Regions from separate parts of the Mus musculus genome. Here region 2 is linked to region 1. The links are chromatin loops, found by intact Hi-C in ENCODE. Cell type or tissue: gastrocnemius. All regions are shown on one strand. Links, peaks and the distances in the headings refer to the core of each region. The heading gives the core; the rest is flanking DNA.

What was found. Hi-C counts contacts between places; a loop is a spot of excess contacts. Peaks named below come from ENCODE experiments on the same cell type or tissue, not always from the same donor. Only the 100,000 strongest peaks of a DNase experiment are listed, where the experiment ranks them.
Region 2: a loop joins it to region 1, with 10 times the contacts of the local background. A loop is called at or near these places in 11 of 42 quality-filtered maps.

The regions. Positions count from the first base shown.
Region 1 is chr10:29,104,860-29,110,250 of GRCm38, reverse strand. No RefSeq gene overlaps it. Among named protein-coding and RNA genes, the nearest start is that of Soga3, 36 kb to the left of the region's middle. In gastrocnemius, for the core only: a CTCF peak has its summit at 3,091; no DNase peak of the experiment used is centred there.
Region 2 is chr10:29,204,509-29,209,899 of GRCm38, reverse strand. It overlaps a transcript of 9330159F19Rik not described here. Among named protein-coding and RNA genes, the nearest start is that of 9330159F19Rik, 4.4 kb to the left of the region's middle. In gastrocnemius, for the core only: a CTCF peak has its summit at 2,942 (motif pointing right); a DNase peak (open chromatin) is centred at 2,967; H3K27ac peaks cover 2,581 bases.

The DNA of each region.
Region 1 (5,391 bases), core at 164-5,163:
AAGAAAAAAAACTCACATGATCATCTCATTAGATACTAAAAAAGCCTTTGACAAAATACAACACCCCTTCATGTTAAAAGAATAGGAGATATCAGAAATTAAATGTCCATTTCTAAACATAATAAAGGCAATATACAACAAACCAATAGCCAATATCAAACTAAATGGAGAGAAACTTGAAGTAATTCCACTGAAATCAGGGATAAGACAAGGCTGCCCGCTCACCCCTATCTATTCAATACAGTTTTTAAAGTTCTAGTCAGAGCAATTAGGCAACAAAAGAAGATCGAATGGATACAAATTGGAAGAAGGAATTCAAGATATCACTATTTGCAAGTGATAGGATAGTATATACAAGTGACCCCAAAAAAATCCACCAGAGAAACCCTGCATCTTATAAACATCTTCAGCAAAGTGGCTGAATATATAATTGACTCAAACAAATCATTAGTCTTCCTGTACTCAGAGGATAAATGGGCTGAGAAACAAAAATAAGGGAAACCCTTCTCAATAGTCACTAATAATATAAAATACCTTGTATTTATATTGTATTGCTTTTCAAGCAAGTGAAAGATCTGTATGACATGAACTTCAAGTCCCTGAAGAAAGAAATTGAGGACCTCAGAAGTTGGAAAGATCTCCCATGCTCATGGATTGGTAGGATTAACATAGTAAAAATGGCAATCTTACCAAAAGCAATCTACAGATTCATTGGAATCCTCATCAAAATTTCAACTCAATTCTTCATAGAGTTAGAAAGAGTAATTCTCAAATTCATTTGGAATTACATAAAACCCAGGATAGTTAAAAATCATTCTTAACAATGGCAGAACTTCTAGGGCAATCACCATCCCTGACCTCAAGCTGTACTTCACAGCAATAGTGATTAAAACACACACACACACACACACACACACACACACACACACACGGTATTGGTACAGAGACAGGCAGGTAGATCAATGAAATAGAACTGAAGACCTGGAAATAAACCCACACACTTATTTTGTTCACTTGATCTTTCACAAAGAAACCAAAACCACCTATTGGAAAAAAAGAGCATTTTCGCCAAATGGTGCTGGTTCAACTGGTGAGTAGCACATAGAAGAATGCAAATTGATCCATTCTTATATCCCTGTACAAAGCTCAAGTCCAAGTGGATCAAGGACCTCCACATAAAACCAGATACACTGAATCTAATAGAAGAGAAAGTAATAAAGAGTCACATTGGTACAGAGGAACATTTCCTGAACAGAGACTGATGGCTCATGCTCTAAGGCCAACAATTGGCGAATGGATCTTCATAATATTGAAAACTTTCTGTAAGGTAAAGGACACTGTCAATAAGAACAAAAGACAACCAACAGATTGGGGAAAGATCTTTACCAATTCTAAATCTGATAGGGGGCTAATATCCAATATATACAAAGAACTCAAGAAGGTAGACTCCAGAGAACCAAATAACCCTATTAAAAATGGGGTACAGAATCAAATGAAGACTTCTCATCTGAGAAATTCTGAATGGCTGAGACGAATTTCAAAAACGTTCTACATCCTTAGTCATCAGGGAAATGCAAATCAAAATGATGCTGAGATTCTACTTCATAATAATCAGAATGGCGAAGATCAAAAACTCAGGTGACAACAGACCCTGGTGAGGATGTGGAGAAAGAGGAACACTCCTCCATTGCTGGTGGAACTGCAAGCTGGTAAAATCACTTTAGTAATCTATCTTGCAGTTTCTGAGAAAATTGGAAACAGTTTGACCTGGAGACTCAGCCATACCACTACTGGGCAAATATAGAAAAGATGCTCCAACATATAACAAAGACAAATGCTCCACCATGTTTATAGCAGGCTTATTTATAATAAGCTAGAAGCTGGAAACAACCCAGATATCCCTCAACAGAAGAATGAATACAGAAAGTTTGGTACATTTACACAATGGGGTAGTACTCAGCTACTAAAAACAATGACTTCATGAAATTCTTGAACAAATGGATGGAACTAGAAAGTATCATCCTGAGTGAGGTAACCCTTCACTGCAAGCACAAAACAGAGCCAGTGTACAGGAAGTGGGTAAGGCCTTTTGCTCTCAGAACTCAACTCCGGTGACATACTTCCTCCAGCGAGGAAGCCTTCCCACTAAAGGCCAAGAACCCAACTATCTGGGCTTATGGGAGGTATTGCCATTCAAATAACTACAAAAGTTATCTAATATTTTTTTCATGTCATTTTCATATTAACGTATTATTGTGACTGTGTTAAAGCTGTGATATTACCAAAGTATTTTCAGTATAGGAACACTCTGCTTTGCTACGTCTCTATCCAAAGATCTTAGACATTTATGTTGCTTCCCCTACTTTATATAGCAACTCCATGTACTAAAGCCATTACATTACTAAGGAATTATGACCTTTTAATAGGCTGCAGATATCATCTCCCCCTTCAAAAGCTGTGAACTGTCAAACATCACTATTTTAGCAAGTCATGGTTTTTCTATGTAATGGAATACTTATTCTTCAAGGACAGTGACTGGATTACCATAGATATAGCCTATTGTTAACTCCTAGACTGGTGGAAATTTTATATTAGGAATATAGCTATGGACCTCCTTTGGTGGGGGGGGTCACACTAGGATTGCATCTGTGTCATGAAGGACAAGGCTTGCTTGTATTCTGCAAGTTCTTCAATCTTGCCACAATCTATGGCTTGCTTTCCTGACTGGCCCACTGACACAGGCAATATCTTGCAAATAAAAGTGTTAGATGAAAGAATTAAAATATCTAGGTACTGAGTCTGGTTCTAATTTTAACCCAATACATTATTTTGAACAAATCACTGTCTCCAGGTTGAATCTCAGTTTAGTACAATGAGTGTTTTAAAATTTATGGTATATGTGGTTCTATAACGATGTGGTTCTAAAATCTGAATTTCTCACTCATTTCAACACTATTTTGTTGTTGTTTATAACTTGTTGTCCTGGTTGGGAGAGGGGATGAGACAGGCCTATTAACTCAAGATTGTTAGGAAAGTATCTTATCTAAACATTGCTTTTGTTTGTTCTCCCTTCGCGTAGCTTACCCCCACCTAGTGGTTCAAAGATAAAATTACAACTCCTACTTGTTAGAGGATTTCATACATGTGTTGTAATCAAATCTCCTCCCTTTCCTTGTCCTCCCTTTCCTCCACCCTACTGCCTTTGTCTCTCACATTTATTTATTTTTTCAAATCGGTGGAGTCCATTTACTGCCTTTCTTATGTGCATTGATGTAGGAGCATTTACTGGAGTGAGAGTAGCTTCCCAGGGGCTGATTTCTGTAAGAAAAATGAATCTGCGCCAGTATCCACTAATCAGTGAGTGTATACCACATGTTTTCTTTTGCGATTGGGTTACCTCACTCAGGACGGTATTTTCTAGTTCTAGAAAATAATTTTTAATTAAACATTTCATATATTTCAGAAGTAAGTATAATTTTGTGTAGGAATGAACAAGAGTCAAGAATTAAGGCCTGGAATATAGGATTTGATGATGAAAAAAGGTTAGTTTTAGTTGCATCTAACAACTTTCTACGGGAATTGAATCTTAATAGAAATAAAAATAAAAATATGTTGAATAAATTTTAAACAAGTGAAATTATAAAACTTAAATATTATAAACACGTGGAGAAAAAGCAATTACTAACAATTTTGAATTAGAATAGAATAAATATGTTCAATTGGCCTGTTAATATCAAAGAGTAACATACACAGAACATCCAAATAATACACAGAATAGCCAAAATAAATGGCTGGTCTACTGTAGAATAATTTTCCCAAGTCTAGCAAGAAAATATTAAAGACTTGAAATCTCAAGGAATAAAGCAGTGATTTTCACCCTTCCTAATGCTCCGATGACTTTTTAATACAGTTTCTTATGTTGTAGTTTATATGTAGAGTAAAAGTAAGGCAAAATTGTAAGATTTTCTGACATTAAAAAAAAAAAAAAAACAAAAACCCTGAGCGCCTGGAGGGATGGCTTGGTGGTTAAGAGCCCTGACTGTTCTGCCAGAGGACCTGGGTTGGATTCCTAACTCCCACACGGTGGTTCATAACCACCTGGAGTTTTGGTTCCAGGGGATACAGTCCTCTCTTTTGACCTTCACAGGTATTGCACACATGTGGTACACAGACATACATTCAATTAAAACATCTATACACATACATTAAGAAAAAATACATACCAAGTTTTTAAAAATGTAGTTAGCCAGGCTTAAAATTGCTTCACCTTTTAAATTTGACGGAACATACTAGACTATAAAAACATTTTGTTTTGTATAATTTGTTAATGATTTTTATTTTTCCTATTACTTCATTTATTTAAAATATCTATCAAAGCTTCACAATGAAGTGCACAACTACTAAGAGGGGGCTAGAAAACAAAGTCAATATCTTACAATATACAATATCATCTTGATTCTTTTTACTATATACCACAGAACTAAACAACAATAGCAACAACCACAAGAAAACACCTACTAACATGTATAAAGTAAATATTAGTGAAACCAGATCATACAAAGTCTAGAAATCTAATCCTTCCTAACCTTTCATTATCCTTAATGAATAGGTAATAAGTTAGCATTTACTTAGAAGTGTGGATCTGGAATGGGCTTTCTTTATCTGATAGTACTGATGCTCACAGGATACCAGTATTGTAATTTTTCTCTGAAAACAAGTCAAGAAGCTAGAGTTTTTATTTTTTTTTATCAAGCTAACTTTACTAACCAAAATATACATATATGAGCAGAAATCAAGAGAAATAATATCTAATTCATTCAAATGCAATTTACAGAAATATTTTAAGGTATAATCTAGTAAGATGTTCAGGACAAAGATTCAAAGCTCCTATTCATTGTACTAAGAAATCATTTATTATGCTAACTCCTGAAATAGGAATGGAAAAGATTATAACAACCAATTACTAACAAACTTTTTGTTTGTTTGTTTTGTTTTTTGAGACAGGGTTTCTCTGTGTGGCCCTGGCTGTCCTGGAACTCACCTTGTAGACCAGGCTGGCCTCGAACTCAGAAATCCGCCTGCCTCTGCCTCCCAAGTGCTGGGATTAAAGGTATAAGCTATCACACCCGGCTTACTAACAAACTTTTGAGAAAAGCTCAAATCCACAGTGTAAGCCAAAGAGAAGTAAGTAATGACCTAACACAAGTTCTTATCAGGTACAAAACAAAGTGGTTCAGGGGTTAAGAGGAGTTAGTTCATTACAATGGGAAAGCTGCAAAAAGACTTAAAAGGAAAGTCATCAGGTTACGGCTTGGTTAATTTAACAGAAATACTAATGTAAACAGGACTTTACACCTAAGAGTGTGCAGTTCTAACTGGGAGATGAGGCAT
Region 2 (5,391 bases), core at 140-5,139, 100 kb before region 1:
GAGATCCTGCTCTCCAAACAAACAGACACAAACCCATAAACAATAACTGAAGAGAAGAAAGACAAAAGGCCTTTTCCATAATTCTATCAGAAAGTCAAATAGCATTTGGCTGACTTTCAGAAGCTATGTTGTGCTATGGACTCTGGTCTTCCCTGTGGCTTTTTCAATATCCTTTTTCCTGTGCTAATAAAAAAGAACTACAGTCCCCCCCTTTTTTTTTTAGCTTCTTATACTGTATGTAGGTTTGCCAATGAGTCACTTCAAATTTAACACTAATGTGAATATCTTCTAGCCCTTTCTGCTGAATAATTTTGTAAATATATGTACATACATACATATTCTCTTGGTCTCTGTCTCTGTCTCTGTCTCTGTCTCTGTCTCTGGAGTAAGCACATCAACAAACTGATAGGATATAAAGACAACAACTGTTCAAAACTGCTTTAAAGAGCTTCCAAGCAATTCATTTTAACAAGAGGGGCTATCGTTATATGCACAAGATATATAAACTGAAAAAAAAACTAATGATGGTGTATGTACTCCCACAGCAATGGTGATAATTTTAGTTCTTAAATGATTTAACATTTTAAAGTGTGAAAATGAGAACGATTTTATAGAAAACACGTCATTTATTGTGTAATGCAGATGATTTGTAAGCCATTTGAACATTTGAATTCATCTCAAAATAACAAACACACCCAAATTATTGGTCTCCATTTTAGAAATAGTTTTACTCACAACTGCATGCCTGCTAACCCAATTTCAAAGTGGAACAGAATATACACAATACTTAATAAGAGTTAATAGAGAAAGACCAGCTACCATTAAGAAACAATACAGCAAATTATAAAAAAAAAGGTTTAAAAACGTTTGTATGTATGATAACAATAGCCATGAGTTAGAACATTTTGGAAAAGTAGAAGAAAGACACTGAACACATAAATGGCATGAGCAGGTGTTTCCAGAGTCACCAAATTTAGAGCCAAAAAGAGCCTCTGGGGTCATCTAGCTAACCTTCTCAGTTTACAGTGAAGGGGGAGACCCTGTCATGAGATCATCTGTTCAAGGCCACTAATTACACTAAGAATAGAATCCCGGTCCTCTCATCCCCAGGGCAGCGCTGTGAAATTTAAAATTCCAACCAAGTCAAGAGACAAGACTCAAGATCAGGGATAAGGATGTTGGCTCTGACTGGATAATAAGATGCTGGCTTCTGGCTTTGCCAAATCTGTCTGAGTTAGTTGAATCAAGGGAGTCCATAGTCTATCTGTCAAGTGTGCCATAAAACACCATATAGTTGAGAGTTTATTTGCTACTTAGATAAAGAGACTTGGAGCCTGGGGAGATGGCTTAATGGGTAATAGTGTTAGTCACATAAGCTTAATAACCTGCTTCAATCCCTGAAAGCAGTGTGAAAAGCTGAATGAGGTGGTATGCATCTGTGACCCTAGCACTTCCATAGAAAGATGGGAGGCAGGGTTAGAACTGTCCTGAAGCTGGCAATGCACAGCATAGCATCAGAGACTTGGTACCCTATGTCAACATATGTGGCATATGTGAGGACTGATGTCTCACAGCTGCACTCTGACCTCTGCTCTTCAAGCTAAAACAACTCTGGCTGCTATAAGACTGGGAATATATGAGTTCATGCTTGTACAGTTTTTCTTCCTTCTTTACCATTCAATAATATTTACAGTGTGTTTCTGTTTTCTATAAAAATGACATGAAAATAACCGAGAGCACAGAATAATGTTGGAGTGAAAAGAAAACTCATTCTTTTCAGGCTAAAGTTGGAGGCCATACTATAGTATTATATTATATATTATATATTATATTATAGTATTATAGTATTATAGTCATTCTTTCCACAGAAAGCTTTTTGATGTTGCTGTTTGTTTTGATTTTTAACATAGAGTTTCTCTGTGTAGCTCTGGCCATCCTGGAACTCACTATGTAGACCAGGCTGGCCCTGAACCTGTCTATCAAGTGTTGGGATTAAAGGCATGTGTGCCACCACCACCCATCCTTCCTTACAGAGCAATGTCTGCCTTGTATAGATTCTTTAAGGTCAGATCTGAGGAATTTCAGTTAATATTCAACTTATAAAACATTGATGAGTGGCAACATCATCTCAGGTCACACTCGGGGGTGGGGGGAGGGCGGATTTGAGGAATAAGACAAATTCATGAATTACAAAAGCTACTGTGAGGAGTCAAAGAAATGGGGTCCACAGCACAACTCCTCAAGTCTCTTTTCTTGTAATTAAGTACAGCGTTCCACCCAGGGATTCAGTTTAGCATTACAACCAGCCATAGCTTACACTGCTTGGAGGTTTATACTGAACTATTCGTGAAAACTAGGAACTTTGAACTTTTTCAATCAGTTCATCCAGTGTGGACTCCCGCCCCCATCAAATGTGGTCCTATGTTTTCTGCATCCTAGAAACGCAGAGCTGTAAGTGTGTGTTAAGAGAATAAAAATGACTTTGATGCATATGAGGCTCTGACTGGGTAAAAGTTGGGATGGCTACACCAAGGACATTTTCTCCTAGGAGTTACATACTTAGGCTATTACATTTCAGCTAGTGCACTGTTTTCCAAGCACTGGATGTTTTTTTACCAAGAATCATGGGATGCTGGCTTCTTCTATTCTGAGGTCTGGTGACATGACAATAGCTATTTTAGCCAAGCCTTACATAGGCACTTCGAGATGTAAGAAATAGTTCAAAGAAACACTTTTGAACTATCAAAATTTATTTTAAATTCTAGTCCAAATTCTGAGTAAAATACTTGAGAAATGTGTGTTATTTAAAATTACAAAAATACATCCCTTTAAGCTTTTCAAATTGGTGTTTAGCATCTAATTCTATTATTTACAGATTCATGACTTGTTGATGACCCAAGAATGAAAGTAAGGAGGGCATTCTGCTAAGGGTGTCTATTTAGTATTTGCCACTAGATGGCAAGCCTGAGTCACTTCTCTTTGCTTGTAAGTTCTGAGGCCCAGACTGGCCATTTAGGGAGTGATTTGGAGGAGCAGGGACTAGTCCTTAGTGTTCTAAAAATGTGGCTATCCCACAGGCAATAGCATTATGTTTCCAAAAGTTGTCTGCTACAATGGTAGTGATATAAGAAGCCAACTGATGGTGCTTCAGAGACAGCACAGAAAAGGAGAGTCACCACCATATAAAAAAGACTAGAAGGAACAAGTTGGGAGCATAAGATAGCTTTCTGTTTCACTTATATGTCGTGGTTGAGAAAGAAGAGCAAGGACTGAAAAGGAAGAAGCAGGGCTGGGGCCTAGATTCTGAGGCCATTATGTAGAGTGGGAAGATCTGTGGCATTGTTAGTGAGAAAGTCCTAGTGATGAGAGAGAGGCCTGAGGTCACACCTCAGAGTAATCAGAAATCTTCTACAGCTGCCAGACTCATCCCCCAAGGTCAAGGCATAGTTCAGTATCTGATGAAGTCAGGAGGCACTTTGCATACCTGTCAGCCTGTCTGTGTTTGAACCTTATAGTATAGCATAGTTCTTGATGCTTTCTGGACAGTTTGCACAATCATATTCCTAAAGCTTTGCTTTTTCTACTGCAGTTATTTGGAACGCACTGTGATAATTTGAATCTACCTACTTTCTAAAACTTCAGTAATTTCAAACAAGAAGCCCCAAGTCATGGAGCTTATACATAAACATTTCCAGATGTAAGAAATAGTCCACAGAAACACCTTTGAACTATCAAATTTTATTTTAAGTTCTAGCCAAAATTCTAGTAAAATAACACCATATTTGAGAAATGGACCTATTTTGGAATCAATCGCATCCCTTCTAAAGTTAGGGGATGATCAGAAATATGAGTTTATCTCTGGTAGTATGCTCTCACAGCAATACTGTGCGGCAAGACTAGGAAGGTAATCAACTCCATCCAACTCCGCCCTTTGCCTGCCTCACTGTGGCTTCTTCACCCAGATAGAGTCCAAGGCTGTGAGAATAATGGGATGGCTCTCCAAGTGTTAGCCCTAACCCCAGTAGGTGATACAACTCCAAAGGAAGGTGTTCAGATGCTTAGAGCTCACCTAAACTCCAGAATAAATTAGTTTCAGTACTACTTTGGCAATTCTACGTAACTGGTCTATTTTAAAGGCATTTGTTTTCTGTTCAAGAGTTAATAGGGAAGAGAGGCCCCTTGGTCTTGCAAAATTTATATGCCTCAGTATGGGGGAATGCCAGGGCCAAGAAGTGGGAGTGGGTGGGTAGGGGAGTGGGGACTTTTGGGATAGCATTTGAAATGTAAATGAAGAAAATGCCTAATTAAAAAAATAAATTAAAAAAAGAGTTAATAGTATAAATAAAATGTCAACGACATTTTTCAAAAACCAAAGCAAAACAATAATCATGAAAAAGAGAAACTACACAGAACTTAGTTTGTGGTTGATATACAAAATACCACATGTGTGTGTGTGTGAGTCCCCCATGTCTGTCTGTCTGTCTATCTATCTATCTATCTATCTATCTATCTATCTATCTATCTATCTATCTATCTATCTATCATCTAGCTACATATGCTCAAGCAGAGAGGGTATTGATGGAAACTTATTAGGTAACATAGCAGGAACCATTTGAGTCTATGGCTCCACAAACTTTCAGTATGGCCATCATGAAAAAGAGCCACTCGTACCTCCTCCCCCTCCTAACTGTTGACACAAAAGCACTATGTAGACGCACATGGATGCTACTGCGTTCGTTGAGGTGTATTCAGAACGTGAAGTATCCTTCCTGTGTTTCTCTCTGAAATCTTTCAAGTGTCATGAGAATACTGGGGTACATTATCATCAAACTGTATATGAAACCATTTCATCTACTCCAAACCAGATTACAGATTAAAACTGCTTATCTCCCTGTACCTTTCTTGCCTGTAATGAGGGCTCGAAGAGATATGTCTTTATGCATAGTGGTTTTGAATTGTACCAAATTCCATTATTTTAATAAACAGTTAACTTTCCTCACATTTTACTACCCTCTACCACTCCCTGTTTATTCCCACAATCAGAGCCTGATTCTACTAGGGGAGACTTACTCTAGGAGACTGTAGCTAAGACACTGCATAGAGTGTTTGGAATTCCAAACTTCAGTGACAGACAATTAAATAGCCACATCCCAGTCTACCACATAAACTGCACATTCCTGGCTTGAACCAAAATTTCTTTGCTTAATGAGTTTCAGTCATCTTTATTTAAAAATAACCAAGCAGATTCCTGTTTTCCTTAAACCTATGCTAAATTAACCAAGACTCTAGTTTCTATGCCCAAGAAAGTGCCTTAGAAGGGAATTGCCTATAATAATTTTGGTTTAAAAAATTATCTCCAGCATGTCATTTAGATAACATAGCTTTGAAAGT